2 separate regions of the Homo sapiens genome follow, and region 1 is linked to region 2. The links are chromatin loops, found by intact Hi-C in ENCODE. Cell type or tissue: heart left ventricle. All regions are shown on one strand. Each heading gives the region's core, and the rest is flanking DNA. Links, peaks and the distances in the headings are about the cores only. Region 1 overlaps TLL2 (tolloid like 2). Region 2 overlaps TLL2 (tolloid like 2).

Region 1 (15,703 bases), core at 4,799-12,798, 57 kb after region 2:
GCTCACGAGCTGGGCCATGTGGTTGGGTTTTGGCATGAACACACCCGGCCAGACAGAGACCAACATGTCACCATCATCAGGGAAAACATCCAGCCAGGTAAGGAGGCCTGTGTGGAGTCTGGAAGGCACCGGTCGAGAAGGTGGCAACCTCAGGGACAGGAGGGAGGGAAGGAGGGGACTTGCTGGGAGCTGAGCAATGCTAACTGCTGAATATGGAGCAATGACTCTGTTGTACAGGCCCGTCTCACCAGTCTGACCACTGTCCATCTGTGGCTTCCTGGGAGGTCATCTGCCATAGCTTGTAGGTTGGAGCAGAAGCAAAATGATTTTCCATGTTTTAAAGGACATTGAAATCTAACTCCATTTCCTGAAAGGAACACAGTCGACCAGAACACTGTTACAGCATCAGAGCTGATAAGCCAAAAAAAAAAAAAAAAGAGTTCTCCTGGCTGCTTTTATGAGTTATTTTTGCTGACTTAGGCAACATATTTTCTGAAACTGAAATACAATTAGGACATGAACACATGTAAAAACAGTGTTTCTGCCTAGAAACATTCTGCCCCAAGGCAGATAAAGTGTCTAGATTAAAAAAAAATACTCTCTTATGTCAAATAATTTTATATGGAAGTTAATATTGAGCATGAAAAGTAGCTAGTTGAAGAATATGATTGCCTTACAAATGCTTTAGAGAATCTGAATTGTGAGCTATTTAGGATTGAACTTAACTCTCTGATTCATTTTCTTTTGTTTCTTCAAATTGCAAGATCAGGTTTTTGTTTGTTTGTTTTGTTTTTTTTGTTTGTTTTTTGAGACAGAGTCTCACTCTTGCTGCCCAGGCTGGAGTGCAGTGGCGTGATCTTGGCTCACTGCAACCTCCGCCTCCTGGGTTCAAGGGATTCTCCTGCCTCAGCCTCCTAAGTAGCTGGGATTACAGGCACCCACCACCACGCCCAGCTAATTTTTGTACTTTTTTTTTTTTTTTGAGACAGAGTCTTGCTCTGTCACCCAGGCTGGAGTGCAGTGGTGCGATCTTGGCTCACTGCAAGCTCCGTCTCCCGGGTTCACACCATTCTCCTGCCTCAGCCTCCCAAGTAGCAGGGACTACAGGCACCCGCCACCATGCCCGGCTAATTTTTGTATTTTTAGTAGAGACGGTGTTTCGCCATGTTGGCCAGGCTGGTCTCGAACTCCTGACCTCAGGCGATCCACCCGCCTTGGCCTCCCAAAGTGCTGGAATTACAGGTGTGAGCCATGGCACCTGGCCCAGAGTTTTTTATTTTTATTTTTTATTTTTTGCGGGGGCAAGCAAGTTGATAACTAATCTGTCTGCAAACTTACTTTAAGAGGTTTGAGTGGCATTTGGGGATAGGTCTTGGGTGGTGGGGTTGGGAGAACACAGGGCTTGCTGGAGGTTTCAAATTTCTAATTATTAAAAACAACAAGAACCACTACAAGCCCTGTTATTTGACTGATTGGGCCAAGAGAGCCCTGGGAAGTTGTTATGGGCCCTCCTTCTCCTTCCTCTGCCTCCTTTCAGGTGCCTGACTTGGTTTTCAAAGGGCTTAACACAGTGTTGTGTCACAGGTCAGGAGTATAATTTCTTAAAAATGGAAGCTGGGGAAGTGAGCTCTCTGGGAGAGACATACGACTTTGACAGCATCATGCACTACGCCCGGAACACCTTCTCAAGGTCGGAATCTATGCTTATGCCTCGTCTGTGTTTTACTGTGCCTGCGGCAGGCTTGGGTTGGATTCCTGGAGGTCTGCGGAGAGTGGGTCTCTGCATGCTTCTAGCACGGCTGGCCTGTCTGTCCTTGAAATACAGTGGCCTCTGCGCTGCAGTGAAATATAATCTAATCAGGTTCCCGTTAATAAGATTGAATCCCATTGTGAAGCTAGCATTCCATCATGCCCTAATGTCACAAGCAGCAAACTGGAAAAGGGAAATTATCGAGAGGTTGGCTGGGATAATAACTTAGAGGCTCTGTGTCAAATTTCCAGTGGGTGGGGGGAGTCTTTTGTAGAAGCATGGTGGTGCTCACCAATTCTCCTAGCAGAGGTTTGGTTTATTGGAAACTAGGCTGTGTCAAGGCTGGGAGGGCTGTAAATCATCGATTCATTTTAGAGGTGAAGACAATGAGGCTCCAGCCAGCTCTCAGATGGACAGGTAGCTGAGGACTGGAGTGAGAGCAAGGATCCAGGTTCCCACCTGCAGGTCACAGATGATGGAAGCCGCTGTATTCAAGTAGGGCTGGGCCGTTTATTTATGGCTGGCATGGGCAGGGTCTGTTCTGATGAGCTGTTCTGATGTGCTGCGCCTAGCAGACATTAAAGATTTTCAGTATTTTCCCTGCTTCTAGACCCTGTAAGTGCTTTGTGTGCAGAAGTTTTTCCCTACTTGTCCCAGTTTTGTAGTTCTTTCTAGCGTTGAGTTAAAGGAGTCACAGAGAACAAATATTTTCTCTCTTGGTACTTTCTCTTCAGTCTCCTGTTAAAACCAGCTGTTTGCTTGTTTATTTATTTAGTCTTCCCCCAAAAGGATCTGTGGTGACTTCCAATATACACATGAGATAAAAATGATAAATAATAGGTGAGAAAACTGGGGGAAAGGAGAAGGAAAAATATGGCTAGAAAGCTAAGTTGAGGCCCAGAATAAGTTTAGTGCTCAGAGTTATATGCTGTGAGGTCATGTACACTTGGTTAGAGTTGGCAGCAAATCCTGCCCTGTGCTTCCTAGCAGTCACAGCAAAGAGGGAAATAATCCATTCCATGAGTCTCCATGTCCATAAAGATGAAAGGAATTCATTTGCTCAGAAAACATATGGCTCTTGGGAGTGAAAGGGACACTGTTTGCCAGGGGCTCCTTGGTTCTTGGGTAAGGCTGCCAAAAGCATCCTGTTGATGAGTTTGTTGATAGGACTATGGGAGAAATCCTCTAAATCTCAGCATCCCAAGTTCTCAGGGGGTACTGCTCCTCTGGCCACACAGCTGCTTAAGTCATGATCTCTATCCTGCACCTAGACATGAGCTATCATGGGTGGAGTTGTGTTAAAGCTGGCATCTTCGACAGCACTTGGGAGTAGCGTGAAATTGAGCCTTCCTGGCCTCTTTGACCTTCTCCTGGCTCTTTTCCAAAGATAGTAAAAGAAACATGGTGTGATGAAGAGACCACTGAACTGAGAGGCAGAAGCCGGGTTCTAGTCATAGTTCTCCTGTGACCCCTTGCCTTTGAGGGAGGCAGACAGTAATTAGGGGCAGCTGTGTGATGGTTAAATCTCCACCTCCACAGGCCTTGGTTTCCTTGTGAGAGGGTTGGACTAGATGTTCTCTGAGCCCCTTCCAGCTCTAACCTTTCAAGTTGCAATTTCTCAATCCGATGCAGATGGGTGAGGGGTTGACAGATTATGATCTCATTCACTGCCATACAGGAAATCTGAAGCTGGAAGGGCCTCCTCTTCCAGATTAGGAAACTGAGACATTGAGGGATCCACCCTGAGGCTGTGTGCAGGGAATCTCAGGACGCCAGTGCAGTGTGCAAATATCCAAGGGGGAGGCAATGCTTGGGTCTTGGGGTGGGCTGATTCACCTGTTTGGGAAATGGTGCAGGGAATAGCCAAAGGCCCACCCCATCATCCAGGAGTTACAGGCTGCTACTAGAGACCAAGTATCAATTTTGTCAGGGAATCTATGTCAAGTTGGCCCAAGGGAGAAGCTTTTTCCTTGGGTCTTGTTTCTGTAGCTGCCATAACTCTTCATATTGCTTTTTAATTTATCTATTAATAATTATTAATTTATATATTCATATTAATTTATATATTCAATTTATATATTCATATAATTTATATATTCAAATGAAATCAATATTCATTTAATTTAGCTATTAATAATTATTATTTTATAAATTCATATATTAATTTATATATTTATATATACATATATATTCATATATATATTCATATACATTCATATGTATCTGTTGTATTCCCTTCTCTGGCAGTAGACTGAGATCCTTGAGGACAGAGACTATCTCATTCTCTTCTAGTCCCCAGCACCCAACATAGTGCCTGGCACCTAGTAGGTATTCAATAGACATTTGCTAAATGAATAAATTAATGAATGAGTTCAAAGGGGCCAGGAGGACCTGCAATGTTGGGGAATAGGTGAGGGTAGAAATTTCCATTATGCTCATTACAGTTCTTTCCATGTGCTCACCAATGCGATGGCTACTTTAGTAAGGTGAATCTGTAAGTCTGTACCATGTAGGGCATTTGTGTGCTGTAGGGACTGCACTGCCTTCTCACCGCCTGCTCCGTGCCAGGCACTGCACAAGCTCTGGAGCCAGAGGCCAGGACAGGATGCAGGCAGAGGATCTTCCAGCACCAGCGTTTCTTCTTGTCTTTCTTTTTGAAATATATATATGTATTTTTTTTTCTAGGATTGCTAGCTCATAATACCATGCCTTTTGTCCCTCAGGGGATAACCATTTCTAATGCTATTGTCAATGTGAACCATCAGCCCAGACCAGTGGAAATCCATGGGCCAAACCCATGAAATAAAAATTCCTCATCAAAATTCCCCAGAATCTCTAGGAGGGAGATCAGCAGGGGCAGCACACAGGAGGATGGGCAGCTAGGAGCAGAGCAGCTCGCCGAGGGCAGGCAGCCCCTCCTGCTAGTGTTACATTAGCTACTGCTGCAGAGCAATTGACCCCCAAGCTTAGTGACTTAAAACAGCAGCTTATTATTTTTGATGATACTGTGGGTTAGTTAGTCAGGCTTGTTCTTCTCTGGTCTTTCCTGGGATCACTCACAGCAACAGTCATCTGACAGATTGATTGGGCTGGGGAGTCCAGAATGACCAGTCACACGCCTGGCACTTGGTGCTGCCTGTTCATGCCCCTCTGTTCTCTCTGGGAGCCCCTTGGTTCTCCTTCATGTGGCGTCTCATCCTCCAGTAGGCTAGACCAGGCTTTACACTGCATGGGGACTCACAGTTCCAAGAGAGCAAGCGGGGAAGCTGCAAGCCTCTTAAGGCCCCAGCTCTGGAACTTGCATGACATCACTTCTGCCACATTCTGTTGGTCAAAGCAAGCCACAAGGCCAGCCCCAAACTCAAGCAAGTGGAGAAATAGACTCCACCTCTTACTGGGAGGTATGGAAGCTTCACATTGCAGTAGGATTTGGCTATTAGGAGGAGTGACTTTTTATTTTAACAATCTGCCACTGCTGCCTTGTCACCTCTGCCCCAGAGTTCAGAATGGTTTCAGCAAATCTGTTTTGTTGCAGGTGGATGACTGCATTGTCCTTTCTGCCAACTTTTTACCTGGATTTTCGGAAAACAATTTTGTTCACTGGGTTTTTACTGGGAGCTTTTCTATGAGCATTTTGTCAATAGTTTCCCCGCTCCCAACTCCATGTCATTACTTCTGGTCACAAAGACCCTAAAGCTGGCCTGTACCTCATGTTGGATTCTGTAAAAGGGCAGAATAGAGCCCATGGAACATATGCTGATCTGGGGAGGTGGGCAAATGCTATACCCTGCTGATGGGAAACTCAATCCTTGTGTCTCTTTACGATTGAGCTGTCTCCTTCCAACTTCATTCTCTCTAGTTTATTGCAGTTCTTCTCCCCTCCCCCTTGGTTGGACCCAGGCTGTGGGGAGCGGTCTCTTTGGAGGTTTTGCTGGGCAAAGATCCAGGAGATGAGGAGACAGTTCTCTTGTACAGGGGCCTCTTTGTTTCAGAACTCAGAACTGACAGTTTTATTCCCTGAGGCATCTGCTGAACTCTGTCTTAGTTTAGCAGAATGTCAATGCTAAGAGTTGTCCTACATGAAAGAGGGAAGGAACGTCACCGCTGTGGTTTACACAGGGGACGGCTCTTGTAGTAAACAGCTGGAAGCTCTTGCTGGCAGCTTAGGATACGCAAGGGAGGACGTCCAGCACCAAAGAGCGGTCTGAGTGTGAGCCAATGTTGTTCCTGATGTTTTGGTTTTTGAAGTCTGCAATGTTCTTAGCTCTATAATTTAATGTATCATAAGGCCTACTGTTCCTTGGGCAGCAGGAAACACTGGCTGGAAGGAGGAGGATTCCCAGAGGTGAGCTCCTGGCCTGCCTCTCCATGACTACCTCTGTGCCCTGGGAAAGTCACTTAAGCTCTGCAGGCTCAGTCTTCTCCCCTGTAGAGTGAGAGCTCTTGTGATAATGGCACCTGACTCCTAGGGTGTTATGAAGATGAAATGAGTTGGTGCAAGGAAAGTGCCCAGTGCAGGGCCTGGCACATCGGAAAGTCCTATGAATGATGAGTAAGTGCAAGAACATGGCCTCTATGCCCCAGGCCCGCTGGCAAAGTCATCTACGTGATGTGGCCAGGTAGCGTGGGGTGCTTATAGACTGTGTGATCCTTATGCTTGTGCTGCAGAATTCCTTTCTGCAAGGGAACCAAGAAAATAATTACAAAAGGACACACCTTTCGTTAGGGCAGAAGTGCCTGTTTTTGGAGTAGCTAATGATTGAATTTAGGATTTTCTGCAGAGTCATCACTTGTGGTTTAAAATGTGGTAAAGTCAGTGAGGGAGGCCAAGGATTCCACTAAAGTTTCTCTGCAGGAGTCCAGACTCAAAAATGAGGCTATGGGAGCTAGAGAAAGACAGGTCAAGGGTTACATGTTGGGTACAGAGATGCTGAACAGGAAATCAGCAGATGATCTATACTCCCACAGGCTAAGGTTGGAAAGTGAGCTTGAAATCTGATTTAGAAAAAAAAAGTCTGCACAAAAACAAAAAGATAACAAAGTGATGTAACCAGGAAGAACCAGGGGTAATAGGTATTTTCTAATGTAGTGCAGAATTTAGGGAAATAGAAACAGTGCTTGAGAGAGACAGAGAGAGAGAGAGAGAGAGAGAGAGACAGAGAGAGACAGAGAGAGAGAGCATGCACAGCTAATAGCTAGGTGACATATGTACATTTTCACTTCCATTTTGGATGTAAATAACTATTTTGCAAAGTTTTTAAAAGACAGTGCTTTATCCTGATTGCATATTTAATTCAAGAAGCATTTTTTGAGGTCTGCTGTGCTGTAGTTTCTAAGGACAGAGATAAAACACCCAGTCTCCCTGCTTGAGGAACTTACTTTTAGCAAAGAAGACAAATACCATCACTCCTTAAGAAAAACAATACAGTATGATAAGAAGAGACTACACAAATGATTAAGACCCAGAGCAGGGAATGATAAACTCCAGATGGGAGGAGTAGAAAAGGCTTGGGGAAGACTTTTAATAGAGAAAGACATCTGATGGGGTTTTGGAGAATGAATAGGAGTTTGCAAACAGACAAAAAAACAGAGGGCATGGGCAGCCTAGGGAGCGGATAGCATGTGCAAGGGCATATTTGAGGCCTACAAGGAGCTCAGTGTTGCTTAAAATAATGACATATGCTTTATTCTTGTTAAGTATTCTTTTGGTTATGGGATTAAAGAGTCAGGCTGGAGAGGAAGGCAGAAGTCAGTGAGCAAACAGCCTAGAGATCCAAGTGGTGACTGGAAGTTGGTGAAGCGTTCTAAGCAAAAAAGGCACGTGCCTCCCCTTGCATTCTGGGATGATTCCATTGCAGCATTGTGGCCAAGGGGAGCAGTAGAGTAGAAGTGGCTGAGTCTACAGGGAGGGAGGCCAGTTAAGAAGCTACTGGAAAGAGTTCAAGAATGGGGTGTTGATCACTTGAGCTATGGCAATGGTCTGGGAACAAGGAGGAGGGTATGGGTTCAAGGGGTGCAAAAAAGGTAGAGTGGACAGGACCTGGCTCCTGGTTTGGTAGGAGAGTATGAGGGAGAGGGAGGAGCTGAGAATGCCCTCAGATTCAGGCTCAGGAGACAAGGATCATGGAGTGAGCAGGAGAAGGATGGAATTGTGATAAATTTGGTTTTGAGCACGTTGGATATAAGAGGCCCATAGGACAGCCCAGGGGAGGTGTTACGAGGCATCTGGGGCTCAGCAGAGGATCCTGGGCTGGAAACAGAGGATTAGCTGTGAGGCTGCAGATGATGGTTAAAAGCCGTAGGAGCAGATGGAATATGGAGAGAGAGGACAGAGGGAGAGGGCAGAAACCCAAGGGGCATCACTGAAGGGGAAGCAGAAGTGGTTCTTGTCTCACTGCTCAGAGAGAGCCATGGCCTGGACCCAGGGAGAAGACAGTGAGGAGGGAGGAGGGCATCGGAGGTCAGTGCTGGAGAGAGGGCAGACGGAGATTGGAAGCTGTCTACTGGCAGATGAGTGGTGACCGTTGCTGATGGGGTCAGATCACAGGTGGATTGAGAAGTGAATCAGAGGTGAGCAGTTGGGGAATGGAGACAATACTTTATAGAAACTTGGTTAAGAAGGGAAGGAAAAAAACAAGGTGGTGACTGGAGGAGATGCTGATTCAAGGAGAGGCCTAACATCCAGGAGAGGCCCCAGATAGAGGGTCTGGAAGCAGAAGAGGAGGCTCAGAGCTGGCAGCAGACAAGGCAGCAGGCGGGATGTAAACCATGCCCACAACAGGGCCAGCGCTCAGCTGGCAACCTGATTTCCACTTGTCTAGTTTAGAAATGAAGCTGTCATTTTAGATTTCAGTCAAATAGGAGTAGAATAAGATGTTAGAGATAGAAGGGGCTGCCATGACCATCTCAACAAATTTCTTATTGTTTAGTGGGGTAAACTGAGACTTAGAGAGGCTCAGAGAGGGGAAGGGTCTTGTCCAAGCACACACAGGCCTAGTGTAGAAATCTCTAGTCCAGGGCTTTTTTCACTACTTCTTGTTCTCTGCATTTATCTCATTTTCCATCTGATTTCCCTCTTACCAGCAGGGCCTCCAAACTGGGACCACCAATTCATCAACCTGCACTTGCTGACCAGCCCCTGAGAGTCTCACATTGGACCAGTTCCCAAGCTCTCCCTGGGGTGGCTCCAGGACTTAACTACACACAGTACTTCCCAATGCACAGCTGCAGGGGGCGCCATTCACACCGTGGTCTCTCCGGGGTCTGGACCTGTCAGGGCTTCATGAAAATGCTCAGGACACATCCCTAAGGAAGCCCCTGGGCTACCGCACTAGGGCATATTTTTACACTTGGCAGAGTCATCTTCCCACTGGAAAGCGAGTAGGCAGCTGATGAGATGGAATGTGAAAATGCTAGCATGAGCGAAGGAAACCTCTTCAGTCATGCCAGCCTGGGAGAGGCTGGCCAGGGGGCAGGAATGTTGATGGGGTTATGGGCAAGGGAATGAAGCCTAGAAATCCCAGCACAGACAGCCTGATGGCCTTGACTTTTCTTTTTCTGTCTTTTTTCCTTCCTGTAGAGGAGTTTTCTTAGACACCATCCTTCCCCGTCAAGATGACAATGGCGTCAGGCCAACCATTGGCCAGCGCGTGCGGCTCAGTCAGGGAGACATAGCTCAAGCCCGGAAGCTGTACAAATGCCCAGGTAACTATGAGCCGTGGGGACTGCCAGCACCTCCCTAGCATCTCCAAAGCACAGTCCCTATGCTGGGAAAACAACTTGGGGGACCTAAAGGGACTATTCCTTGGCAGCTTTAATTTCTGGTGTCCTTCTGGTAGGAGGTGCTAGGCAGTATAGAAAGGTGAAATGGTGACATGGTGGCAGGCAGTGAAGAGAATAATAGGTCTTAGAGTCCATTGGCAATTTCATGAGAGGCTTCAGACTTCTCTGGCAAAGCCTTTGTGTCCAGAAGGGGAAGAAGGCATAACAGAACAACAGTAAATAGGGGTGTAATGCAGTGTGTGCCCCATAACAGTAAGAGCACCTCTCCTTTCTCTGGGACTAGGGGATGTGGGTTTGGGAAAACAAGAACCAAGCTGGATTTTGCAGGAAGACAAAGAGTGAGGGAGAATGCTTTTGGGAGGATGGAAGTCAGTTTCCCAAATGCTACAAGGTGGAGGGAGTCTCAGTGCTATTAATGAGCTTGTTGCTTTGGTCTTGGGGCTTTCCTGGCCATCCTAGGTGCTGGTCAGTGGCCAGGAGTCTGCCATTGAAGATGGGACAATACTGGGATTGGAGCAAATGCCTGTTCCCTGGCCCGTTTGGAAGTGTTCCTTCCCCTTGGATTTGTCCCGTTTGTCTTCCATCCCCTTGGCTTCAGCATCATCATCATACACACACCGTCTGAGCTCTTCTAGACCCCTTTCAGCTCTTGAGCCTCAATGTAAAGCACTGGTTAGGGCAGCTGAGTTTTTAGTACTGATGGATCAGAATCCATTTCAGTGGTTTTAGGAGGATAGAAGGAAGTTCCATTACCAATAGCCTTTCCCAGACTTCCAAACCAGACACAGAGTTTGATCATGGGATGAAGTATTTGAAGTGAGGACCGTCTTAGAAAATCTGGGCTGTCACATTACCTTACTAAGCAGGACCCGAGGGATGCAAAGGGCTGCGTGGGGCTTGCTTCCTCAAGAAACTTTAGAAAATATGTCCGTCCAGCTATTAGTCATCTGGGGGCGTGTTAGGGCTGAAATACAGGACACACATATCATATAACCTTGCTGAATTGAACGGGAAACCTTATAGCATACCCTGGGAAATGCCATCATATTTATTCAGTTATAACATTTATGCTGCTCACTTCCCAAAAGGATTCAAAGCAAAATACTGTGGAGCCACATAGTAATGTATCTGTTCTTGCAGAATGTTGATGATTATTCTAAAATAATTTCCATGGAACCCTTGGGGGTGTTGACTGCCAGGCATAATCCTCATGATGCCTGGCAGTTGTTCAGTAATGTGATATTGAAGCCCCGACATCCAGGATTTCCTGAGGCCGATAATGGGCAGTTCTCCACATATCCCTTCCTGCAGCTCCAAAAAATGTGGAGCTTCCAGTAGTTCCGAGCAGTAACTGAAAGCTCAGTCAGTCGCCATGCAGAGGTTGAACTGCATGTAAGGAAAAGATGCCTAAGGATGCTGGATCTCCACATGTTAGGGTTGGCCACATAAGAGGAGGGGCTCTCAGCAAACCAGTGTCTTTGTCTTTGGAGTCTGAATCCCCAGGCATTAGAGAAATACAAAACCTGTAGTTTCCAAGGATTCATACAGGTACCCTTCATTTGTGAGGACAAATTAGGGGAAATACTTTTCACATACATAAAGACTAGGTTCTAGACTCATAACCAACCCTCAAACATTCAAGGGCAGAATAGCCTGCTATAGAAGATTCCAGCTCCCTGTGCCTCTGCATTTTTTTGTTTTCTTGACTGCTTTATAGTTCTTTCAGAAGTGAGTAGCAGAAAAGGAAGAGGAAAGATTTAAACTAACAGCTGAAATAAGTTTCAAAGCATTTTTTTCTTTTTGTCTTACCTACTTCCACTTTTTTTTTTTTTTTTTTTTTTTTTTTTTTTTTTTTTGAGACAGAGTCTCACTCTGTCACCCAGACTGGAGACTGGAGTGCAGTAGTGCAATCTTGGCTCACTGCACTCTCCACCTCCCAGCCTCCCAGGCTCAAGCGATTCTTCTGCCTCAGCCTCCCAAGTAGCTGGGATTACAGGTGCACGCCACTACCACCCAGCTAATTTTTGTATTTTTAGTAGAGATGGGGTTTCCCCATGTTGGCCAGGCTGGTCTCGAACTCCTGACCTCAAATGACCCACCCGCCTTGGCCTCCCAAAGTGCTGAGATTACAGGCGTGAGCCACCACGCCTGGCCTCTACTTGCATTTTCATGTTCTCTCTGCCACCGATATTATTATTAGCAATAATAATGGCATTATATATGAAGCACTCACTACGTGCCAAGCACTGAGCTGATCCATTTCATGTAATGCACACGATTTCACTAACCCTCTCAGGTAGGTCCTGCCCATCTTACAGATAAGAAAACTAAGGTCCAGCAAGTCTAGGAAACTTGCCCAAGCCACACAGCTGGCCAGAGAGCTAAGATTCATGACCTCTAGGCCATGCTCAGTCCTGAGAGCCTCAGAAGAAATTCCTGGGCGTTCCTTTTTGACTCCTAGGTCCTACTTGTGCTTTTGTTAGCCAGAAAACATCAATCTGCTTGCTACACTTCTCACCAACCTGTTCCGAGGGCTTTGGCTGGCAAAGGGGTATGTTTGCTCCGCTGCCCCGTGCGGGAGCTGCTTGGGCGGGGAGAGGTGCATATGCCACATCACAGTTGTGATTTTGCTTGTGCAGCGTGTGGGGAGACCCTGCAGGACACAACGGGAAACTTTTCTGCACCTGGTTTCCCAAATGGGTACCCATCTTACTCCCACTGCGTCTGGAGGATCTCGGTCACCCCAGGGGAAAAGGTAGGTGGGAAGCCCCCTTGGCAAATGGGACGGCACTCCTTGAGTTGGGTGAGGTGGGAGGAGTTCTTATTGTTAATAGTAAAAATAACAGCTGTTCGGTTATAAGCACCCACTGTATGCCAGGCATGGTGCTGTTTGCTGTACGTTCATTATTTCTGGACTTCTCAACCAGTCTCACCCACACAAATGAAGGCTGGCATGTACTAAATATCTGCTGAGTTATAAATCAAGCTCACAGTTCCTTCCAACCTTAACAAATACACTATTATAATATCCTAGAATTTAGAATTCTGTGACACCTCGGATTGCTGCTCTGGAAGATGGTGACACGGGGAGCCAGCCCACAGCTGGCTATTCTTCCCCCCAGCCTCCGTCTCAGCATTTGGGGCTTAAAGAACATCCCTGTTGACACCCCAGCCCACTTCCCTAAGCATCTTACACTCCTCTTTTGCAAACAGCCACTCCTTGGCTGCCCCTCCAGCGGGATGGACTGGCCAGGCATGCAGTCTATACTCAAGAAGATGGATCCAGGGCAGAGGCCCTTGCATGTCCTGGCAATGGGCTCAGAGCTGTGTGGACAGGGAATTCCTGGATTCCTGGAGTGTGGCGTAGGACCTGGGCAAGCTCTGGGTGGACACATCCCTTTAGTCTTGAAGATTCCGTGACCCCCTAGAGCTGAGCCCAGGGCAAGGATCTCTTTCACTCTGGTCCAAGGGTGGTATGTTTTCAACCCTACTGCAGGGCACGTACTGTTATATCCATTATCTGGATAAGGAATTTGAGGCTTGAACATTAAGGAAAGTGCCAAAAGTCAAGGTAAGATATAGAACTAGAAACTGAGAACTGAGGTTTTGCTCTCCAAAGCTTATCTTTTTGCTACATGTCTCTACAAATCTGAGTGTTCTTCAAGTTGCCTCAGACTAGATGCAACTATCTTAGAGAAACCCTGTTCCCTAGGTCTAGGTTAGGGGATACCCCCAGTGTCCCCAGAGCTCTCTATAATTATACCTGTTATAGCATGTCTCACGGTATAGTCACTACTGGTTTATTTGACCCCCTTCTAAATCTTAAGCTCATTAAGGTTGGAGATCATTCAGCCCCAGGGCCCCAGCACTCCACACAGTCTGTGGCACAGAATGGTCACCTGACAAGTATTTGTTGAATGGATATGTGGATGGATGAGGGGCTGAGTGAAAAACCTGCAGCTAGGGGTGGCAGTGGGGTGTGATGGAATTTTTCAGGCACCTGTAGCCAACCTTCAGGTATTTCTAATTTATAACTTTTTAAAATGTCCATCTAAATGTCAAGTTAAGCATAGTGTGCTAACTAGAGACAAATGACTAGGAACCATTGTGAGCATTTTCTGTAGACTGGATACTATCCTTAGCATATCATGTGGATCATCTAATTTAGTCCTCTCATCAACTTTGTGAAATAGGTGCTGTTGCCATACTTATTTACAGGTAAGGAATTGGACTTGCCCAAGGCTTCTAAGTTTGTTGCAGAGTTGGGATTTGAACCCAGGCAATTGGACTCTGACAGCCTGAATGCTTGACTGTCATCTTATATTATTACACAAAGGGGCCAGGCTAGTAGATAGACATTTTAACGTGCATTTATATACATACATGAATGCACATGTGTGGGCACACATGTATACATCCTTCCTTTGGCTCTAAGCATTTAAGACATTAAGTATGGCTGTCATCTTGTATCTGAGATCCCAGACCTGTCTGCCTTGGGTAGATGTGAAATCCATGTGCCTGCTGGAGGCTAACAGGAGGGAGGCAGAAAGGGGGAAGAGGAAGAGGTCTGGTAATTTCTAAATTATTGAATTGCTCTGCACAGCAGAGGGTGTGTGATATGTTTGAACTGTGTAAACTTCATCAAGCCTTAATTATTAGTGCTAACTGGGGACAGAGAGAATATACATCATTGAAATTTCTGCACCAATTATTTCCATTTCTGCTTCACCCAGCTTTCCCCAGAGCTGCAAGTAATTAGCAAACTTGATTGATTCGAGTATCACCTCTTGTTCACCACCTCTTTCCCCTATGGTCTTTATGGTTCACTAATGTACTTAAAATAATTAGCCTGAATAATTATCCCATTCATTCAGATCATGAATGTGTTACCAAGGAAGTTGTACTAACATTTCCTTTCTGTAATTTTAAAAAAGCAAAGGCTAAAGAATTATTGTGCAACCAGCTTACAGGTGTTACTAAGCTCTACCACCTGAATATGAGCACGGTGTGGGATAGGACAGAAATCTAAGGCACACCCCTGTCTTAAGACTGTTTATTTTGGGTCCCCCTCCCCCCACTCCCAGGGAATCTGATTTAATGGAAGGAAGGGTGTTTGCTTGGTATGAGCTTTTTCAAAGCTTCAAAGTTGATTTTAATGTGCAAGTAGGGTCGAAAAACACAGTCTAGTTTGAAAGAGGAGTGACAGCGTGCGCACACACATGCACACACACGCACACACGTGTGCGCACACACATGCATGCACATGCTCACACATGCATGCACCCACGCGTGCGCGCACACACACTCAATGACAGAAGGTGAGCTGACCTGTTTTTTCCTGGCACTGACTTCGTTTCCTAGGAGATCGCAGGGCTTTGTGGAAGATGTGATTTGTCCTGAGACGAAACATTGGGTGGGATGGGCCCAAGGGAAGGGATGGGCACTCAACACTAATCAAGATGGGCAGCTTGCGAGGTGTGGTTAGTGTTAGTTGTGGTATGCTAAGTGTACACTCAATGTGGACTACCTGGTATTTTAAGTTGCTATTTATCGAGTGCCTATGGTGTGCCAGGCATAGCAATATACACTCTATATATGGTTTCTCGCACAGTCCCCTCAATAGCACAGTGATGTGTGTATTGTGTTACAGATGAGGAAACTAGAGGGCAAGTATTTCCCCAAGACTCCAGAGCTAGTAGATGGAGCTGAGAAGCAAATCCAGATCTAGGTAGATCTAAAGACACCGGCTCTAGAATCATTATAAGACAGAGGGTGGGGCGTTCCAAAGAGGCAAAGATCAATCGTGTTCATCAGGGCAATCAGACACAGGCTCGAGGAGGGGGACACTTGAGCAGGCCTGGGAAGGGTTTCTCTGACATGGGACTGTCAGGGAACACTGGGAAACAGGTTGCACAGGACAGGCTCTGGGGGTGTGGAAAGTAAGCAGAATTTAATTCATGAGATGGGGGCACAGAGAGCCACTGAGGTTTCCTGAGGGGTTTGGTCAACATGATATATGGGTGGAAGATTGGGAGGGGTCTGGTAAACATGAGATATGAGTGGAATATTGATCTAGAAGCCCCAGTGTGTAGAAAAAATGGGGCCACAGCAGGGAGGAGTCCAGGAATCGTGTGGGAGCAATCCAGGAGGGGGTGAGGCAGGAGGAGCGAG
Region 2 (15,703 bases), core at 4,903-12,902:
TGGAGCCAGTGGAGCTGGGGCTTCCAAGTTTGCTGATTCATCTAAGAAAATCTCCATTTGCCTCTTTATCAGAGGGTTCAGGCTGGAGCTCGGCATTTGTTCTTAGGACTCTGGCCTCGGGGTTCAGCACTTTCCAGATTGGAGAGTCAAGTGAAATGTAAACAGAAAACCATAACACCTCATAGCAAGTGTGTGAGAAACCAAGAGCAGTGGGAAGACAGAGAGTGAGTGGAGAAGCCTGCCTGGTGTCATGTGAATGGGCACTTGTGTGTGGTGTCTTGAAGGGTGAGTAGGAGTCCTGAGTAGGAAAAAAGGGCTCTTCAGGTGGAAGGAGAGTCTTTTGCAAAGGCAGAAAGTATGGGGGGACTCTCCTTATTTGAGGAACAGAGGTAAGGTACAAGTCACTGGAGGGCAGCCCTTTGGGGTGGGCTGTGGCAGGAGATGTGTCTGGAGAAGTTAGCTGGGGTAGACAGTGAAGGGCTTGCCTGTTGAACTCATGAGCTTGGGCTTTGCCCACTGGGCTGTAGGGGTTCTGGTGAACAGGAGCATGACTTGCTCATCTTGAAATCAGGGGTGCCTTGATGGAGTCTCCTCTCCCACTGCTCTCTGCAGCCCACCAGGTGCCCTTGGGGTGCTGGGTTCCTGGCTGCCTGCTTGGGCAGCTTCACTATGCTGATTGCAGTGGGGATGGTGCTGGGGGGAGGGTTGTATCAGGCAACCCCTCTTCCAGGCTGCTCATGTATGTGGTGACATCCAGGAAGATCTCTGGAACCTGGAGGGAAATGTGTGGGCATGTGCCCAGGGCAGGGGCACCTCCCACGGTTCATGAGGAACCAGAGCAGCTACAGGGACCTGCCTTCAAAGCTCCCTGCAGGGGTTGGTGGATGAGGGCTGACATTGCCAGGAGGTCACGGGGACCTCATCGCCAGTGGCTGGGAGGAAGGTGGGGCAATTATGTACTTTAGGATTTCTTTTTGGTGTCTTGTTTCATGAGTGTCATTTCTTAGGATTTTTGAGGTCTCGTATAAGGTTTGAAATTCTATTCACATTTTAAATGGAGTTTTCAATTATTTTTAATACCAATATATTCAGAACTTTACTTAAGCTCTTACTAAAGGAAGCATCTTTGCATAATTCTACCACTCCATCTAATCACACTTTTCTCCCCAGCTCTTACCTGGAGGCCTGGAGAAGCTGACCTGACTGTAATCTTGTATGTGTAGTTAAAATAGTTTTAAAACTTTTTTGATGGTGTTACTTAAAAATAGTGAACTTCATGTATCTCAAACATACAGCATGATGAACTTTTACATATGTACACGCCCATGGGACCACCACCCACACCAAGATAAGGAACATTCCAGACCCCAGAGACTCCTCACATCCCTCCCAGTTAATACGTGTCCCAAAGTAGCCACTGGTCTGACCTCTATCACCCCAGACTCCTTTTACCTGCATGGAGTCGTACAGTCTGTATTACTGTGTCTGGTTTCTTTTGTGCAGCCTGTGACTGAAATTCACTCACATTGCCGTGTTGCTCTTTTTCATTGTTATGCAGTATTCTATTGTATGAACGGACTCTGGTTTATTTGTTCTTCAGTTGACAGACATGTGGGCAGTTTGTGGTTTGGGCTACGATAAATAAAGCTGCTGCAGTCATTCTTGGACGTAGTGTTTTGGTGAACACGAGCACTCATTTCCACTGGGCCTGTGCCCAGGAGTGGGGGTGCTGGGTCATAGGGCACACACAGTTCAGCGTTAGTAGGTACTGTCGTAGAGTTCTCCAAAGTGGTTGTACCACTTTACGCTCTAAGTGGGTGCATACTCATTTAGAAGACAGGAGTGGTGTCTGTGCAGGATCCAGTAAGGCTTTGAGTCTTGGTCTCCCCGGTTTGGGTCTCACTGGCTTGACGCCGGCCCACCATCAAGAATGCTCAGGGTTGCCTTTCTCAGCTGTCCTGCTGTCCTTGGGGGCCCAAGGTTGGCAGATGGGAGTGAGAGACCCCAAAGAGAGGCAGGGCAGTGGCCAGCCACCACGCCAGCTGCATACCCGGCTGCTAGAGGGTTGTGTTGAGGGAAGGCTGCCTGAGGATGCTGTGGTGGAGGAAGCCCAGCAGCCCTGCCTTCTCCCTCATGCCACTTGCTCAAGGTGGACATGACCTAAGAATTTGGAGGCCTGTCTTCTCCCTTCTCTCCAGTGAGCTGATAGAGCTGATAGAGCACAGAGCCTACATCCTGCCTGGATTTAGATCCCCCAGAGTCTGGGCCAGGACCTTGTACCCAGAAGGTGCTGGCCAACATCAGCAGAGAGGAGATGGAGGCAGATGAAGATGGCAGACCCTGGAGCCGTCTCCCAGGGCCTTAGAGATCCAGAGCCTCAGCAGGGCTTTGCTCCCAGAAGGGTGGTGAGAGTGCTGACCGTGGTCACAGGCTTTGGGTCAGACTGCCTGGACTTGCATCCTTAAGCTGGGCCTCAGTTTCTTCATCTGTCAAATGCAAATAGCAATAATCCTTACCTCAGAGTAATGCTGCGAGGATGAAAAGAAAGAATATGTGCAAAGTGCTTAGCACAGTGCCTGGCACATAACAAATGCTTAATACATTTCATCTGCTTCCTCCTCATTATTATTAATATTTGCAGAGAGAAGACTGACCTGGGAGGGTTTACGATTAAAGTGGAGAGTGGGGAGCTGGGCATTCACCCCTGTGGTCCCAGCTACTTGAGAGGCTGAGGTGGGAGGATCGCTTGAGCCTGGGAGATCGAGGCTGCAGTGAGCAAGATCACGCCACTGCACTCCAGCCTGGGCGACAGAGCAAGACTCTGTCTCAAAAAAAAAAAAAAATTAAAATTAAAATTAAAACAAGTGGAGAATGAGGGAAATTTGCTGTGTACATAGGGAATGTGGGGCCTTAGGAATGAGGCCTTTGAAATATATATCATACTTGGTGTTTCTTCCTTCCCAAGCTTGATATTTTTTTTTCTAGTGTGTTTTTATGGCAAAGTGATTTTTATCCTGATCATTTTTCTCTGAGGTCCAATAGTACTTTGCGTCTACCTAGAATAGTATGAATAGTTATTTTATCGTCAGAATGGGAATATTTTTTATTGTTTTTGTTGATTAAACTAATGCTGCTTGTTGTAAAAAAAAAAAAAAAAAAAAAAGTCCAGTAGCTCATAATTGTATAAAGTGGAAGATGAAAATCCCCTGTTATCCCAGCCCCAAAGATCCCTGGCATTACCAGTTTGCTGGATTCTTTCCAGACTTAATGTGCTCAGGCTGTGTGTGTGCATGTTTGCGTGTGTGTGTGTGTGTGTGTGTGTGTGTGTGTGTGTGTGTAACATAAAAGGGATTAGGGATTTTACTCAATGTGCTTTGGTGTTGTCTGAATTTTTTACTTAACACTTTATCATGGACATCTTGTCATGCAGCACGTTGTGGTCTCTCTTATTTTAACGGCAGTAGTGATTCAATGTGCAACTCTGCCATGATTTACCTAACTAAGCCATTATAGATAAATGTGAAGATTGTTTCCCATTTTTTTTCTGTATTTTTTTTTCCTCTTAGAAGCAATGTTTCTATAAATAACTTTCTGCATGTATCTTTAAACATTTGTTTTAATTTTAAAAATCACAGGCCAGGTGCGGTGACTCACACCTGTAATCCGAGCACTTTGGGAGGCCGAGGCAGGCGGATCACTTGAGGTCAGGAGTTCAAGACCAGCCTGGCCAACATGGTGAAACCCTGTCTCTACTAAAAAATACAAAAATTAGCCGGGCATGGTGGTGGGTGCCTATAGTCCCAGCTACTTTGGAGGCTGAGGCAGGAGAATTGCTGGAACCCGGGAGGTGGAGGTTGCTAGTACGATTTCACTAGCCAAGATCGTACCACTGCACTACATCTGAGTGACAGAGTGAGACTCCGTCTCAACAACAACAACAACAACAAAAATAAAATATATATATATATATATACATATAAAATTAAAAAGGAACCACACCTTTATCCTCTTTTCCTACTTCCAAATGTGTGGGAAGATGTATTCTTAGATGCAAGTTAATCTCATTTCCAAGCTTTGGTAAGTGCCTCTGTGTATTAGTCTATTTTTACTCTGCTGATAAAGGTGTACCCGAGACTGGGCAATTTACAAAAGAGAGAGGGTTAATTGGACTCACTGTTCCACGTGGCTGGGGAGTCCTCACAATCATGGTGGAAGGCAAGGAGGAGCAAGTCACATCTTGTGTGGATGGCGGCAGGCAAGGAGAGCTTGTGCAGGGAAACTCCCATTTTTAAACCCGTCAGATCTCGTGAGACCCACTTACTATCATGAGAACAGCATGGGAAAGACCCGTCCCATAATTCAATCATCTCCCTTTGGGTCCCTCCCACAACACTTGGAATTACGGGAGCTGTAAGATGAGATTTGGGTGGGGACACAGAGCCATCCTGTTTCTTTTGTTGGAGGGTAGGGAGAGGGCTCAAGGGGAGAGGTCTGAGGTCCCTGGAGGGAGACATGGGGGGAAGGGCCCAGAACCCTGCAGTGCAACCCCAGAGGCCTCCTTTGCCTGTTTATCCTGTGATCTTGGCACTGCTTTTTTGGCTGCAGAAGGAAACCATGTCAGTTGCCCTAGAGGTGACCCAGTCAGCCTCATTTGCTAGATGTGCCCAAATTTATTCAGTAGCAGAATCAGGACTAGAACCCAAGTTTGTCAACTCCAGGGTTGCTGTGTCTTCTACTTTACCAACCTGCCCATCATATTGCCAGCTAGAGGAGCTGAGAACAAGAGTGCAGGTGGTTATTCCTTTGTTGTCACTTGTAAAGTAGGCTGGAGTCTTTCTGTGCCAATGGTGAGGCAAGACCTTATGCCTGGGTTGGCTTAAGAGCCCACTTAGTGCACTGCAGTGTCCACAAAAAGCCACTGACAGCTTTAGGATTCACAGCAGGGAGCATGTCTTCTGTTCACTTGGGGCCACGAGCTGTGTTGATTTCATGCCAATTTGTCTTCCTGCCTCTAGTCTCTCTTACTCCGTTCTGCTTCTAGCTTATCTTTCTGGCAACCTTGTGACCACTGTAGTGGGTCCTCCCAAAACCCATGTCTACCTGGAACCTCAGAATGTAATCTTATTTGCAAATAGAATCTTTGCAGATCTAATTAGTTAAGGATCTTGAGATGAGATCCTCCTGGATTTAGGGTGGATCCTAAATCTATTGACTGACATGCTTATAGGAAAAGAAGAGGACAGACAGAGAAGGCCATGTGAAGACAGAGGCAGAGATTGAAGTGATGCAGCCACAAGCCAAGAACACCAGGGTTGCCAGGAGCCACCGCAAGCTAAGCAGAGACAAAGGTGGATTCTCCCCTAGAGCATTTGGGGAGAATGCTGCCAACACCTGGCCTTCAGACTTCTAGCCTCCAGGATTGTGAGAGAATAGAGTTCTGTTGTAAGCCACTCAGTTGTAGATTGCATGGCAGTCCTAGGAAACGAATACTGCTGTGCTGTTTAGAGCCTTCAATAGCTCCCCCTTGCTTATTAGAAACATTCCTTGGTCGGACTCTTAAGGCCCTTCATGCTATGTCCACAACCTGTGTATCCAGCCTCTCTTCCCACTCCTGGTCCTCTAGCCAAATGCAATGATGTGCCTGTGCAGGCCCCCAGTTTCCTTCCTTACAGCCTCTGTTCTAGCTGCTCCCTCTGCTCAAAGTCCCCATTCTACACATAAGGAAATGAAGACCCCCAGAAAGGTTGGATGACCCATTCAAGCCTCTTTATCCATCTCTACCCAGCTGCATTTGTGATGCCTCTTTGCTCTGCATGCCTCCCAGCTTGGGGAGATGGCCTGGGTAGATGGTGCTATTAAAATTGGCCACATTTTGTGCTTGGGATGGAGAGAACTGCTATTTCTCCCCCATTCTCCGATGGGCCCATTCCCTTGTCATGGGGCTGCTGGAGGATGTGGCAGCCGCATTTTGGATGTGTGTGGGGGCAAGGCGGCAAGAAAGGATTCTTCAGGGAAAGAAAGTCTTCTGTGTGCATTTTATTTGCAGTGAGAAGAATGGGAGTCCTGGGCAGGCATTGGCCACGCTGTTCTATGAATGGGGCCCTTGAATTAACATTACAGAGTTTCCTAAAGCTGCTAATCGGATTAGCTGTGTAGTGAAGGAAGTACTTAGTGGGAGACACACACAGACACACACACAGGCGCGCATACACTTTCCGACCCTCTTGCACCCTTTTCGATACGAGAGTGGCTGAACCTGACAGCCCCATTCCTGAGTTCTTAGACACCTCTCCTGTTAGCCACAGGAGATGTGGAGGAGAAGCCTGTGTGGCTGATGCTTTGAACTTTCTGTTTGTTTGTTTGTTCCCCAAAGAGTCCAGGAAGTCTGCGTTGGGCACATCCATCTTTGTAAATGTACCTGAAAAGGAAATCTGGATCTGATTTCTTGATGTTTGTAATGAGGACTTTAAAAGGGGAAATGGTTTTAATTACTTATTGGCTCGGATGGAAGTTGATGTTTCCCGCCTCATCTATTCTGAGCCACGGGGCCATGTCCATCTCTATTTAAGAAATCAACCTTGCTCTAAATCCTCACTTCCTAAACTCCTGCCATCTGTGTAGGATGTCTGCATAACCCCAACAGTTTAGGTATTGGGTTTAAAATAATACATTAGCAGGAGAGACTCTGAGACATGTCCCCTCTCTGGGCCCTGTCTCTGAATCATGGGGACGCTTTCTTTTTTCATTGTATTTATTTTATTTTTTGAGACAGAGTCTCTCTCTGTTGCCCAGGCTGGAATGCAGTGGCATGATCTCTGGTTCAAGCAATTCTCCTGCCTCAGCCTCTTGAGTAGCTGGGATTTCAGGCGCCCATCACCATGCCCAGCTAATTTTTGTACTTTTAGTAGAGACAGGGTTTCACCACGTTGGCCAGGCTGGTCTCGAACTCCTGATCTCAAGTGATTCACCTGCCTCAGCCTCCCAAAGTTCTGGGATTACAGGGATTAGCCAACACGCCCAGGCTTGGATTCTTTCTTTACCCACAGACCCTTTGGTTCCTAGAGTTCCTATCTGTACTCTGTCCATGACTTTGAGTGGCACACATTACTCTCACCTGGTCTCAGTGTTCCCATCTGATTGGGGGGGGCTGATGGAACCACATTCTAACTTCCTTCAAGCCAGTTTGAGCTCTGGATTTGAGTGCTGGTGTTTCAGGCTAAAGAAAAGAGGGGAACCAAAGGCTATCAGGCATTACAGGGCTAAAGGTAGGCATTGAACACCAGTGCATACCCAAGAGATACCCAATGTCCAGAATCAGAGAACTTGGATTTAGGGTTTCTGGGCTCTGCTTTCCAAGGTTTGAGGCTCTAAAAAGAGATCCAACATGTTTCTGTTCCCAGCATATTTTTAACTTTGAAGCTTTTTTTTCTTTTTTTCTTTTTTTTGAGACAGGATTTTGCTGTGTCACTCAGGCTGGAGTGCAGTGGTGCACTGCAGCCTCAACCTCCTGGGTTCAAGCCATCCTCTCACCTCAGCCTCCTGAGTAGCTGGAACCACAGGCACATGTCACCGTGCCTGGCTAATTTTTGTATTTTTTGTGGAGACGAGATGTCATGTTGTTTCCCAGGCTGGTCTTGAACTCCTGGGCTCAAGCAATCCTCCTGCCTCAGCCTCCCAAAGTATTGGGATTATAAGTGCGAGCCACTGCACTCAGCCCAACTTTGAGGCTCTTGAGAGAGCTTATAGATGGGGCTGTGATTTTTCAGCCTCTGCCCCTGTGCAGACATTCCCCAAGCTTTGTAGACATGGCTTCCTCATTTCACTAGTTTTATTTGTTGGGGTAGGAGTGCTACTGACTGCCAAGTGTCCAAATGAGAATGGGTCAGTGGGGGGCTCCCTATGATATCCTACAGAAGGGACGATGTCTCGATTTTGTGAATGAACGTCAGGCTGGACTCTTGCTGGGCCAGTTCATTGGATTCAAGTCTGTCTTCTCTCACGTCATGCATTGCCAAGTGCCATCTCTGAGAAATCTCAGGGCCTCTGCTGCCAGGGCCACAGGTTTGGAAATCTGAAGAGTCACAGGGGCCCATCAGGGAGCTCTCTTACACATCCCTGTCTTTCCTCTGTCTCCTCCAAAGCTAGGTGAGGAGGGGGTCCAGAGAAGAAGGTCCTGGTGGCCTCTTTTCTCTAAGTATGTTGTGCGTGACATTTTGAGATTCACAGACTCCTTTGAGAATCTGACGAACATTATGAACCTTCTCGTAGGTACACACACACACGCACGCACACAGACACACACACAATCGTGCTTGCAGTTTTCAGATTGAGATCCATGGATCTCAAGTTACGAAATTCTGACCCCAGTCCTGTCTTTGGTGTGCCTCCCCACTGTTGGAGCTGCGACCATGGGCATCAGGACCTTGGAGGGCTGCAGTGTGGGAAGACGTGGGTGTCGGAGCCCAGCAGGCCTGAGTTTGCGTCTCTGGCTCTGTACTGATTCTCTGTGGGACTCAGGGCAACTCATTCCTTATTTGTAAGATGGAATAATAGTACCTGCCTCACAGCGAGGATTAAATAAGTGTGACACGTAAAACACTTATTCCAGCGTCTGACACCAAAAATAATAACAGTAATACCCGCAGGGTTGGCCCTTTGCTGGCTCTCTTGTCTTCTCTTCTCTATGCGACCCCCAACTTCTGTGTCCCAAATCCCATGCTTCCTAAGTGTCCAAGTCTCTTGGAATTCTTCATTTTAGTACTCTTCCGGAACCTGCAGGGGACTCTGGAGCAGGGCCTGTATCAGTGTGCTCTATCAGATGCTTGGATTTGGATTCCAACCAGCACATGGGAAATCTCTGAATCAATCTCCAACATAAAGACTTCCCAAGTGGCCGGGTGCGGTGGCTCACGCCTGTAATCCCAGCACTTTAGGAGGCCAAGGCAGGTGGATTGCTTGAGGTCAGGAGTTCCAGACCAGCCTGATCAACATAGTGAAACCCCATCTCTACTGAAAATACAAAAAAAAATTAGCCAAGTGTGGTGGCAAACACCTGTAATCCCAGCTACTCAGGGGGCTGAGGCAGGAGAATCACTAGAACCTGGCAGGCAGAGGCTGCAGTGAGCTGAGATCGCACAACTTGCACTCCAGCCTGGGCAACAGAGCAAAACTTTGTCTCCCCCCTCAAAAAAAAAGACTTCCCAAGTTGTCCTGAGCCACACTCTGGGGTCATCACAAAGTTGGCCAGAGAGGGATCTGAGAATGGATTCAATGCTGGTTCCTCTTTAGTAGTAACAGTGAAAGAATGAGAACAAGTACCATTTGTTATGTCAATTATGGGCTAAATGCTTTATAGACATGATTTTATTTAATCTTCACACAACAGTTCTATGTGGTAGGTACTATTAGTACGTGTAGGTGTGGAAATGAATTTTCAGAGAGGTAAGTAAGCTGTTGGTGAGCATACAGCTAATCATTGGCAGAGCCAAGATTAGGACTCTAGTCTTTGAAGTGTCAGAGGCCCTGTGTTTAGCTCCTACACTCCATTGCTTCTAGAAACAGACACTGGCATCACTTCTAACCCTGTTCCCTTGAGCTGCTGACGACTTAGGCTCTCCATCACTCCCCTAGAGAGGTGCTGGGGGTGCACAGGATGTGTTTTGCAGGCTTATGGGTGCTAAACCTCATCCTGCCTGCTATTATTTATTCAGCATCTGCCCGACCCATCAACCAGTCTGTCAACAGCAGTGACAGTCTGGCCTTTCTTCTTTTATTCCAGCATCAGGCTGGGCACATCAGTGGTGTCAGACAAACACGTGTGAACTGTGGATGGAGCCAGGAGGCTCAAGACTGCCTGATGGCCTTGCCTGCTCTCCTGCTCCCCCATGAGGCTGTCAGGGGTAGGATGGATTGTTTGAATGTGTGATGCCTCTGACCCCCGGCTGGGGATGGGTACCAGCAGCAAGAGAAATTCTCAGGCTCAGGGATGGAGCTGGGCAGGCCCACATCACCTTGCAGAGAGTGTCTGGAAAGGAGACCCTTTAGCCATGTGGTCATTAGCTTCTCTTTACAGGGCCCTTTGTACAGATTCTCAGATGGAAAATGTGGTCCTTAGGTCTGCAAGCCGGGGAGAGCTTGCTGGGGTCTCTGTGGACTTTCAGTCTTTCTTTCTCAGACCTTTGGGGGTGTCCAGCTGGCCCTCATCATCACCCTGCCCCGCCCACAAGAGTTCTTGGCTCCCACCGGTCAGAACTTGATCTTCACATGGTGCCCTCCTAGCCTGTCATTCCCCACACTCTTCCCTGGGATCGACCCCACAGCTCTGCTGCCTCTCTGATGCCAAATTCATGATTAGAATTGCTTTCTCTCTATCTCTCCTTCCTTATGTAAAATATGCTAATTGAGGACCTCTTCTGTGCTCAGCACCAAGGATACAGCAGTAACCACTTTTTCTCCCACCATTAAGGAGATTGTGTTTTTAAGATGGGAGTGATGATTGTCGTGCTCTGGGAGCACTGGAGGAATGGGTCAGATTGGAGGGTGGGATCTGGGATCAAAGCCCCCACTGGGTTGGGGGAGCCACTGCCCTCTCATGGCAGGCTTCCCCCACACCTACGGGGAAGGCCCCAGGTGACAGCTGTCACCCAGGCGGGAGGCTGGTGGTGGGGGTCCAGCCTGGGTGCACAGGGCCCCACCAGAGGCAGAGCAGAGGCACAGACACAGGGAGGCTGGGGTGTGTGGGCCAGAGACCCAGGCAAATCCCATCAGAAAGGCTGTAAGCAGGCTTCTTCTTCCATGCTGGGAGCTCAAAAGAACAAGGCAAGAGCGACTGGTTCTTGTAGGAAGTAAGGATTAGGGAGGAAAGCAGAGAGCTGGCCTGAGAGAATAAGATGGCTGCAAGAGTCAGAAATAATACAGAAATCCACAAGTCAATATCGGAGCCCAGGTCAGAGTCAGACCGGAGGGAAGGGTAGTGTGCTGCTGAGACTCTCGTGTGTTGAGTCCAAACCCCTGAAATCCCTCTGTCAGAGGACAGGGCTGGCCCCAGAGCCAGGGCTGGGCTCAGCCCGCAGAAAGCAATCAGCAGGTGCTAGCTGGAAAGGAGGGGGATGTCAGCACAGGAACCAGGCGCAGCCTGGCAGTTATTCCACCCATGAAGTTTTGAATTTAGTGAGATGATTTGAGATGATAAGGAGGCATCTGATAACGTGCACATCTGCTCTTTGGGAAGGAAAAAGAATGCAGCATAAGGAGTTGATCATCTCATCCTCCAGGGCCTCATTCAGGGGCTGACTTATACCTTGGATTGAAGCCAGAGTTCACTGAGAACTTGAAGTGTTGGGAAAAGCAAATTCACCTTTAAGTTAATTTTCATTACGAGCGTGTTTGTCAGGATTTGGAGAAGCTGGGCTGGGACTCCACCTGGGGCCACGGTGGGGTGCAGGGCCAGGTGGGGCAAGGGTGGTGCCTCCTCTTGAGTGTCCATCCAGGGAGTGGGTATCCTCATGAACCATGAACCTGAGAGCCTGAATCAAAATTGGGAGATGAGCTTAAGAAATTGGGACAAACAAGAGTTTAGTACCTGACGTTCTAGCCAAGGCTCTTTAGTTGTGAGATACAGAATCCCACTCAAGATAGCTCAAATAGAGGAGCGTCTTTTAAGAGTATATTCTCGTGGCCCTATAAGAACAGAGGCAGAGTAGAACTGGCCTCTTGGGGACTGGACTAGGAATTGGAGAGAAAGGAGCAAGGCTGATCTCTCTTCTCAGGGGCCACGAAGTACCTCTCATTTTTGTTTTGTCTCCTCTTCTTGCACCTGCCCCTCATGGCCAGCCTGCTGGAGCCTCTGTCATGATCCCTTGGCTGCAGTGTCCCCTACTGAATGCCTCCGGCAGCTACCTATGTAAGGCACTGTGGGAGTTCTGAGAATGGAAGAGATCTCTAAGGGAGGGGGTTATAAAATGAGCGAAGCAGAAGGCTGACAAGGCGTGCTGGGGAGGGAGGACGTGGAAATGAAGTAATAATGGGAGCAGATGGTAGGTCCACGTCTGTGGCGCAAGAGAATGAATGAATGAGGGAGAAGCTTCTGGTTTGGGGAGGTGATGGGCGAGTGAACTGACCCCCGGGGTAGCCCAGCTTCCTTTTGAGTTCACCTGGCTTTAAGGACCAAGCCTGGGAGTACCACCCCCACATGGCCATTTATAATGCTGTTGTCATGGGAAAATACTTTGAGTTCTCACCAGCCATCTTAATACATGGAACTTGGGGACACAGTCTCATGAGTGCTGGGGATCACGTGTATCATATGTATCAGTTGAGGATTCAGTCTTTGGCCTCTCAGCTTTGACCAACAGAAAGACTGTGTCTCAGCCTCTCAAGCATCCCCCTTTTGGTTTTTCTTAATCTGATTCCACTCTTCCTTTTTTAAACTGTGTATGTATTTTTGTTTGTATTTATTGAATGGAGTTCTATGTTTCTTGTTCTTAAATAGTAGTTGATATCTAAAGCAGAATGAAATGAAATAAACCCTACTAAAGGCTTTTTACTTATGTAGCCTCCAATACATTTTCGCAGTATAGTGTCATATATAGAAAAAATGTTTCTTACCATGACTTATAAGAACACTGTGGTGAATTCTTGTTGACAAAATAAAAGATCTTTTATGGCCAGGCATGGTGGCTCACAGCTGTAATCCCAGCACTTTGGGAGGCTGAGGCAGAAGGATCACGTGAGGCCAGGAGTTTGAGACCAGCCTGGGGAACATAGCAAGACTCTGTCTTGACAAAAATAAAAAGTAAAAGTAAATAGCCAGGTGTGGTGGCATATATCTGTAATCCCAGCTACTTGGGAGGCTGAGGTGGGAGGAGTGCTTGAGCCCGGGATTTCCAGGCTGTATGGTGAGCTATGATTGTGCTTGAGCCTGGGATTTCCAGGCTGCGGTGAGCCACTGCTCTGCAGCCTGGGTGACAAAGCAAGATGCTGTTTCTAAAAAAATACCTCCCCCAAATCCCTAAATTTTTAAACTTAGCATCTTAGTTTTTGTAAAGCTATATATATTTGCTCTTGTATTTCCTAACCTCTTTTTAGATGGGTCTACTTTGTTACAGCTGGAAACTGACCTTTGTTGCAAATGCATTTGCTGCTCAAACATGTTCTTACTGGGCATGATAATGAACTAAACTAATTTTTTATAAAACCAGTGCCACCATTCTTAGGGCTACCTATGACATGACAGACCTTGAAGATGTTACTTCACCTTGGGGGACCTCGGTTTCCTCATCTATAAAATGGAGTGCTGGACTCTAAGCTTCCTGAGGTCCAAGAATGAGTCCTTTGGTTCTTTTGCCAAATTCCCTGAGTGTAATGGGGACTGGATACATGGTGTCTGCTGCATACATTACTGATTAGATAACCACAACGTCTGGGTTCTCCTTCCTTTGATGCCTCGTGGAACTTCAGAATAGTCTGCTTAGATCATATCTAGCCAGGAACCTTGCAGAGACCCACTAGTGGGCTCCCAGAGGTGTTGACAGTGATGTGGCTGTGAGCTTCCTTTATCCCTTCTTAGAAAACAACAGACAGCAGTGGGCTGGAGAGAGGAGGTGAAGAAAGCCCAGGCTGCATGAAGGGTGTGAAACTGAGCACCCGACAAGTAGGCCTGGCCATAAGGGCTGAGGACACAACCTGAAGAGCCTCAGTGGGACGCTGCTGATGTGAGTGGGATGAGGCTCCCCATCCTGGTACCCAGTGCATGATGGCCCAGACAAAGCTGCATTTCTGCCGGAGCTGTTTATACCAAGGTCTGTAGGTTGTTATTTCTGTGGTTTCCAAGGAGATCCAGAGAGAGAAGGTGATGATGGTAGTGGAGTTGCCATTGGAATCTTCTTCCATGTTCTGGTCATCCTATTTCTCTTTGGTCCTCTTTAAGGAGCCTTGTTTGCCCACAAACACTGAGGAAAGGCCCAGCTGGCCTTGGCACTGAGCTGGTGGACTTGGTCCCACCCACCTCTAGCTCCCGCTACTACTTGCTTTCTGCTCCCCAGGTTCTCTGTCTCTTCTTTCATCCCTGGACCTTAGCTGCCATTGTCCAAGGAATCCCTCTCTTCTCTGACATTGTCATCACCTATAGGCATGACTTTCCCATTCCCCTTCAAGCGAGAGGTCCTGTGTGGTCAACCAGCCAGCCAAATCTTGTCTGCAGATGTGTTTTGTTTGTTTTGTAGTGCTTACATCTTTTTAATTTACTGCCAACATTTAAAAATCAGATTTCTCATAAAAATCCAGAACTCTGGCTTCTCTTGAAAAGCTGGAAGATTTGGCCACACCGGTCCAGTAATCCCACATGGCAACGATCAACAGAGTTGCGTAACAACAGGTTGCACTCCATGGTGAGCCGCAGTCCCCACCACTCCCTATTCATCTTCACACCCAACCCCGTTCACTTCAGTGCTCCCTGCCTGCCTGTCCCCCTGCCAACTCTAGGTATTTGAGCATGCATACGGGGCCAGTGGGTAAGAGGCACCACCTTGGGTCCTAATTCAGGTCCCCTGACATTGGTCAAGGCTGTTTTTCCCCTTCCTCATTAAAGGAGGAGGATCCTAGAGCTTCAGCTATTGCTGGGTAGTCTGGAAGAAGATCCTTCTTCTGGTGCCTCTTTTCTTCCTTTTCTTGAGGGTTCAGTCTCTATCACCTGTTGTAATATAGATGCTCATGTCCTGGGCACTGGATGGGACTGGGGTAGGATGGGACACAGAAAAGGCAAACAGAGGACACACTCAGTGTTTTGCATGGGATGGTTTATGGCCCTGCACATGTGCTAGCATCAGACAGATTCTTCCTGCTCCAGTCAATCAGTGAGGTGGGACCACATTAGTAGATATTAACTTCTCTAAAACAAACGGGCCATTGCATTTTACTGACAAATGCCAGCCCCCAGGAAAGCACTGGTTACCTTAACCTCTATTTACCGACATTGTCTCTTAAAGTTAAGGTCACTGCTCTGCAGTTCTTCTTGAACAGAGCTGACATCTGTCCCGCAAAGGTCAAGGACAGGGGGTGGAGTTCCTTGCTACTCTTTCTGCCTCTCTCCTCCAGTTCCCTGAGAGAGGACTGGAGTTGGTCTCTTCCTTTCTTTGATCTCCTGAGTTCCTTGCTACTCTTTCTATGACCTAATGAGTCTGGCTTGCCTTCTGAGACATCTGTAAATCTTCATTGGATCTATTGCATTTATGCAAAGACCATGTGATAAAATCCTAAGATTTTTTTGTAAGGACAAATCAGGTAGTGAGAAAGACTTAATCCCTGAGTGTAGGCAACCCTTTCTGCTTTTCAGAGCTCAGATTTAAATTCAGTGTTCAGTCCTCAAACTGTATAACTTTATTTTGGGGTATATTTATTTGCATTTCTGTTTACATTTAAGAATTTTTATTTCTATTTGAAAACATGTATTATGGATATGTCTTCTCTTAAAAGGAATTGCAAGCTTGTTTGAAAGCAGGTGGTGTAGACACTATTGATACAGAAGCAGTATCATGTTAAGCACTGTGCAAGACCCTTGGTGGAATATACCATTTCTGCCTCCAGGGAGCTTACAGTTGTTGGATTAATTGCCATCTGGGCACTCTGCTTCCTGCCCCGGGCTGGCACGTGCTAAGTGAGTAATCCATCCCTGTCTGTACTGCTGCCGCTCACAAGGCCAACATTC

What was found. A loop is a pair of places that touch in the nucleus more often than their neighbours do. Peaks named below come from ENCODE experiments on the same cell type or tissue, not always from the same donor. Only the 100,000 strongest peaks of a DNase experiment are listed, where the experiment ranks them.
Region 1: a loop joins it to region 2, with 4 times the contacts of the local background. A loop is called at or near these places in 2 of 110 quality-filtered maps.

The regions. Positions count from the first base shown.
Region 1 is chr10:96,406,943-96,422,645 of GRCh38, reverse strand. TLL2 (tolloid like 2) reads left to right here. Exons shown (of 21, transcript NM_012465.4): 6 at 1-97; 7 at 1,585-1,690; 8 at 9,330-9,454; 9 at 12,172-12,287. Among named protein-coding and RNA genes, the nearest start is that of OPALIN, 56 kb to the right of the region's middle. In heart left ventricle, for the core only: a CTCF peak has its summit at 8,975 (motif pointing right); no DNase peak of the experiment used is centred there; H3K27ac peaks cover 936 bases.
Region 2 is chr10:96,464,493-96,480,195 of GRCh38, reverse strand. The region is part of intron 2 of TLL2 (tolloid like 2); the gene reads left to right. Among named protein-coding and RNA genes, the nearest start is that of TLL2, 42 kb to the left of the region's middle. In heart left ventricle, for the core only: a CTCF peak has its summit at 9,889; no DNase peak of the experiment used is centred there.